Linked DNA regions of Homo sapiens: region 2 is linked to region 1. The links are chromatin contacts, found by Hi-C in ENCODE. All regions are on one chromosome and are shown on one strand. Each heading gives the region's core, a stretch centred on a gene start or an enhancer-like site at or near the end of the contact. The rest is flanking DNA. Distances are from core to core; before and after follow the strand shown.

What was found. A loop is a pair of places that touch in the nucleus more often than their neighbours do. Pooled maps may share reads with other maps.
Region 2: a pooled map shows a loop between it and region 1 (2.4-fold over the local background). The contact joins the enhancer-like site here to the promoter of C3orf52 in region 1. A Hi-C loop is called at or near these places in 1 of 168 maps with a recorded cell type or tissue (naive thymus-derived CD4-positive, alpha-beta T cell) and 7 of 50 pooled maps.

The regions. Positions count from the first base shown.
Region 1 is chr3:112,084,872-112,087,680 of GRCh38, reverse strand. C3orf52 (chromosome 3 open reading frame 52) reads right to left here and starts at 1,292. Exons shown (of 6, transcript NM_024616.3): 1 at 1,136-1,292. The coding sequence starts at 1,273. RefSeq lists silencers at 1,378-1,427, 1,448-1,497, 1,548-1,597 and an enhancer at 1,114-1,630.
Region 2 is chr3:111,608,936-111,611,635 of GRCh38, reverse strand. The region is part of intron 8 of CD96 (CD96 molecule); the gene reads right to left. Among named protein-coding and RNA genes, the nearest start is that of ZBED2, 15 kb to the right of the region's middle. RefSeq lists a silencer at 1,157-1,206 and an enhancer at 599-1,798. Within about 2 kb of position 1,280, at least 5 of the 41 ENCODE cell types and tissues checked have a DNase peak (open chromatin) inside an H3K27ac peak, as active enhancers do.

The sequences.
Region 1 (2,809 bases), core at 43-2,542:
TTCATATTTTATTCAGAAATAAGTTTCCAAATTACTCTCCAGAGTACCTATAAAAGCAGACTTTGCAATAGTTCCAGGAATCAATGTAGAACAAAAGCAATGCTTTCAACTTTTGAATTTCCTGCTTATCCCTAAAATCAACAGCTGGGCAGCCAAAAAGTTGGGGGTGGAGGAGTGGGGCCTAGAAAGATCAGGTCGGGGCTCTATATGGGGAGTTCTGTGCACCCAGAAAACCTCAAGCCAATCTTAGGAGTTAATCAGAAGGTGGATGGCTGGGAAGTCAAAGCTCTGATGTTTTACAAGTCTTTGATGAGAGTGAATAATGTTCCCATCATTGCTAGGGATGAATCAGAAAAGAGCTTGGCCTAAAAATAGCCAGGGACTTCCTTAGGGATTGAGAGGAGGTAAAAGCAAGGTGGGCGAAGTCTCAACCTTCGAGACAAGAACTTTGAAATTATTTTCTTTCAATTGAGCAGGGCAAGTTCACCTCCCCCGCGCCGACCCCCTAACCCGCCCGCCCCATCTCTACGCCAGCCCTACCCCTTCTCCCCTTCTGACCGCTTTCTCTCCTCTGTGCTCTCCCCTATCTCTCTTCCGGCAGAATCCAATGGCCAGGCTGGGAGAAGGCAGAAAGTGCTTGGCGGATGGTAGGCATGGAAGAAGGCTGGGGGCTGCGGCGAGGTGGGTGGAGGGGAGGGAGAGAAGTGGCAAGGCAGTGAAGGTAAGAGGAGGACAGAAGAGATTCTGAGAGAAGGAGGATACTCAATTTGTCATTCTCATTCTCCCTACTGGAAAAAAGAAAAACTGAATTAAAAGTTACATAACTTTAAAAAACTACTTCCATCTCCGGAATACCTCTCTGAAGACAGCAGCGGCCACACCTCACCACTAGGATTCCTAAAGCGCCTCGGGGGTCAGAGGGGTTGGAGGACCCCAGGGGCTGGGGAGGGGACTGCTCGGGCCGAAAGGTGTCGCGGTGACTCGGCTCCATTCAGAGCACTCGAGCGCGCCCCACCCTCGCTCGGCGCCGTCGACGCCCCGCCTGACTGGAAACCCGAAACTCGCGGGTGCCAGGCCCGGGTCCTACTACTGTCCCGCCGCCGGCAAGTTAGGGCCAGCGCCAAGGGGACCTTACCTCGGCCGGGGGGACCTCCTCGTCCAAAGAAGGGAAGACCTTGTCGGCACCATTGAGAGGCGTGTTCTCTTCTGGCTGCCGCTCGAGCACCGAGAGCTCCAGCTCGTCTACTGGCTGTGAGGGTTGGGCCAGGTCCATGTGCCGGCAGGGAAAGTCTGAGCGGCTCCGCGGGAGGCCACAGCGCCGGCGAGTCGAGCGACCTCCCCGCCTCACACTCCACCCACTGGGCGGGGCGTCGCGGACCTCGGGCGGCGGGAGCGGACCGGAGCGGACAGGAGGGGCAACTGTGAGTGGCGGCCACTCCCTGGATCCCGCGGGGTAGAGCACCTGAGGCCGTGCCGGAGTGGGCTCCAGAGCCGAAGGCTGTTTTTCTGATTTGTTCAGGGCGCTGCCTGCTATGCCTTTCCCCGCGCCTGCAGATGCAGACCATCTCCGTTTAGGGGCTGCCTGGGTGCCGGGCTGTGGTAAGGAAAGGGTGGGCCCGGCAGCACCGTCCAACGGAGAAAAGTTTGCGATCTAACCCTACGAACTGTTGGTTGTTGGGGTTTGCCACAGTCCTCGCGGCCTAGCAAAAGTGCATTCATTCAATCAACAAATAACCATGCCTCGTGCCAGCATGGTGCTAGGTTCTGAGTGCATGAAGGTGAATAATATACACCAACACACTTCCTCGCAAGTCCAGAGTCAGGCACAGAGACAGTATTGTGTGGTGCTGGGGACAGCGGACTCTAAAACCAGTGTACCTGGGTTATTCTCCACCCAGAGGGTTCCTCACTGTGAGACCTCGGTCTTCATCTCTCTGTGCCAACGTCCTCATCTGGAAAGTTGGTGTAATATTTGTACCCTCCTAAATGTAGTTGTTACCAGGATTACAAGGGTTGTTGTAAGCAAAGCACTCAGAACAGTGATTGACACAGCAAGCACTCATAAATGACCATTATTATTTATCTTTGAGAGGAGGGGCCTTACACACACACACACACACACACACACACAATGCACGCGCACACACAATCTCCTTGACACCCTATCTGTAGTTCAGAACTTCCGGTTTAGTTAGCATGGAATTATGTTTGTTAAGCACAGCATGGGTTGGGCCAAGGGCCTCAACTCTCAAGCTTCTGTTCCGAATAGTCTTGCTCCTTACTTCTCACCCTCCACGCAACACACACACACACACACACACACACACACACATTAAGACCAGACCATTAACAAGAAGCATATAAATCAGCTCCACTCCAAATATGTTGACTTGAGTCCAAAAGTCTGGCATCTTCAGTACCTGATGTTGAGACACAGCCTAGATATCCTGTCTCCAGCAGTCTGATGCCTGCTACCAGATCCCCTGAACTTTGGATCCATCTGCCTGCTAAGGGGAGTCTGCAGTGACTCATCTGCTGACCTGCACTGACTTCTGCTCCAACAGGTGGATCTTGCAAGAATCAGGCTGCATTCTCAGCTGGGATTTTTGAACAGGTTTTTTAACCAAGGAGCAAGGGTTAAGGGAATCAACAAGGCATGGTGACGTACCCAGGGACTAGCAATAGCGAGAAGCTGTTAACACTCCTAGGCCTAAAAGGGACTGGAGACTGATAAAGAACTAGAGCCATTGAAGGGTGTGGGAATTTGCAGGGAGGTCTTGATAGGATCTGTAGTCACGAAAACATGCAG
Region 2 (2,700 bases), core at 31-2,530, 480 kb after region 1:
TACTTTTCAGCAGCAGATACATGTTGATAAAGGCAGAAACTATTGGACAGCAATTGAGGCACCTGAATACAGGCATGGCATGACTAGCAAAGGGGTCAGAAGTTGCTATCACAAACAAATCACTGGAGCCTTCTCACTGTCTTGCAGACTCTCTCTGGCGTTCCCCTGTTAACACTAGAATCCAATGCCCCTATCAACTGCCGAATTTCTGATTTACTTTCTTCTAATCTCATCTAATGACATGTCTTCTGGGTTGATCCCCCACCATTTCTGACATGCTTACTCATAAATCAGTAGTTTTGTTGCATCCCCTGGTCAGTTGCTTCCTTTACCCTGTGCCCCTCAATGTCTGATCATCCACTTGCCGAAGATCAGTTATGTCTACCTGGGGTGCTGGCTGAGGGTTAGAGGCAGACTGGACCTAGTGTTTTACTCTAAGTATCCAGGAATAGAAAGACCCAGATAGTGAGGACCAGCTAAGTCCTTAGAAAGGGCTTAATATTAAAATCAACATCATCAGGTCTAAGGGTCATGTGCAGACATAACAATAGGAGGCAGAGCCAAAGGGACTGATGGGCAGTAAAACAGGAGGCAAGGCAAGTGGGTCACACAGGATCGTAAGCTCTGTAAGCAACAGGAGCCCTGTCTGTCTTGTTCATCACTGTATCCTGTACCTCAAAAGTCCCTGACACATTGTAGGCGCTCCATACTTATGAGTTTCATGAATAAGTGTCTTGGATGATTGCCACACCGGGTTGGCATCTCTTAGGCTACGTAACTCTTAGCCAAATCATAGCCAGTGAATTGAAAGGCACAGGGCTCTCTCCTCAAGGCGACGGAAACTCCTGAATTGTGTCTGTACAGCCCCACCCTGGATTCATCAGTTGTCTCTGATTGTTCCACATGGACTTGTCTCATCTTGCCACTTAGCTTGTCAGCCTGTCTTCCTTGAACTGCGCTGAGAATGCAGCTGGGACTCAGCAAACACGAATTGGTTCAGGTTGAATTGAGCTGGGCTTCCCTGGATAACTCTTACAGTTTGTTATGAGTTATTAAGTTCTCCTCCCCTCATTAAAGAATATTGCTTTCATGACCTTCAACATTTGTTTAAAAAATATCCTTTCATCGAGGAAAAAATAAGAATTGGATGCTTGCAGCCAGACATGCAGCTTCGTAATGATGACTGGATTATAAAGCTCATTACATCTTAGAATTCGGAATGAAACCACAGCCTTTGAAGTTGGTTTCCGTGACATACTTCATCTCACTTCCTTTCTTCAAAGAACATGCAAAGGTGAATCCTACCAGCTTCTGAGGCAGGAAGTCATCGTGTGATTTCACAATTACCCTCCAGTTTGCCAAGGCAAAATTTGGATTTTTCAATAGTAATTCAGTGATTATTCCAAAAAGATAAGTTTATTTAGACATAATCTGCCACTGGTTTAACATGAGTTTTATTGACATACAAAATCAAACAGAAAATTATTCCAAACATAAACTATTGTTGCCATCTTGACAGAAATCCAGATTTGATTTTGTAAAGTAAGAGATACCTACTGTAATTACACCTAAGCCTTGATCTAAAACAAGTCTTCTTGGCCTTGGCACTATTGACATTTTGAACCAAATAATTCTTTGTTGTGAGGGCTGTTCTGGGCTGTGTTGTACAATGTTTAGCAGCATCCCAGGCCTCTATACACTAGATGCCAGTAGCACCCTCCTACCCTCATTGTGACAACCCAAAATGTCTCCAGGCACTGCCAAAGGTCCTCTGGAGTGGCAAAATTACCCTGGTTGACAACCACTTATCTAACACAATCCTCAGGTCCAATGTGGTGGAACCTTGTTTTACGGAGGTCTTTTGAGTCTGCACAGACTTCCCAACTACATCGTCTTAGTGTGATAGTAGATCAGGTGGCATTTTTCCCCCCTGCTTTTTAAACAAATATGGTACTTGACTGTGCTTTCTTTCCTTCATTAATACTAAAACTATATTAAATTGTAGGCTTCTGAAGTGTAACAACTGCTTTCTTTTGCTTTGAATTTTGTCACAGAAGAATTGTGTTTGTAAGCACTGATATAAGCACTTAGTGTATGTAGACTAACCCCATAAAAATGCAACTAGAAGAAATTCATGTCTGCTTTTAACTAGCAGAATATAAATGCCATGAGGACATTTTTTTTTTCAGTTTTGTTCATTGCTGTATTCACAGCACCTACAAAGGTACCTGATATATAGTAAGTGCTCAATAAATATTTGATGAATAAATAATACCACTTTCTTTCTAAAATAAAGTGGAATGAGGTCCTTCCCCCATTTCATAAAGGATAGCATTTGGAGTCCTTAAACTGGGGCTCAAGGCTTTGTTTACTTTGCATTTTCCAATTTTCATCCCTGTTTTTTTGGTACACAATACCACCTCTTTGATCCAAACTTATCTACTGATGCTTTCTCAAATGCCCATAAACATCTTTGTCACTGCACAAATGCTCACTTTGTTTTCTCTGTTTAGAACGTTCTTTCGAGCTCTCCACTGAGTCAAATATATACAATACATACTTCAAAGGTCAAGTTATTTCATCTCTCCCGGGTAACATTTTCTGAGCCCATGAACTCACAAAGAACTTTCAAAGTCTAATACTTACTGGTTTGTACCTCTCCCTGGGCATTTTAATTCTGTAAGGTACACCACCTTTCAT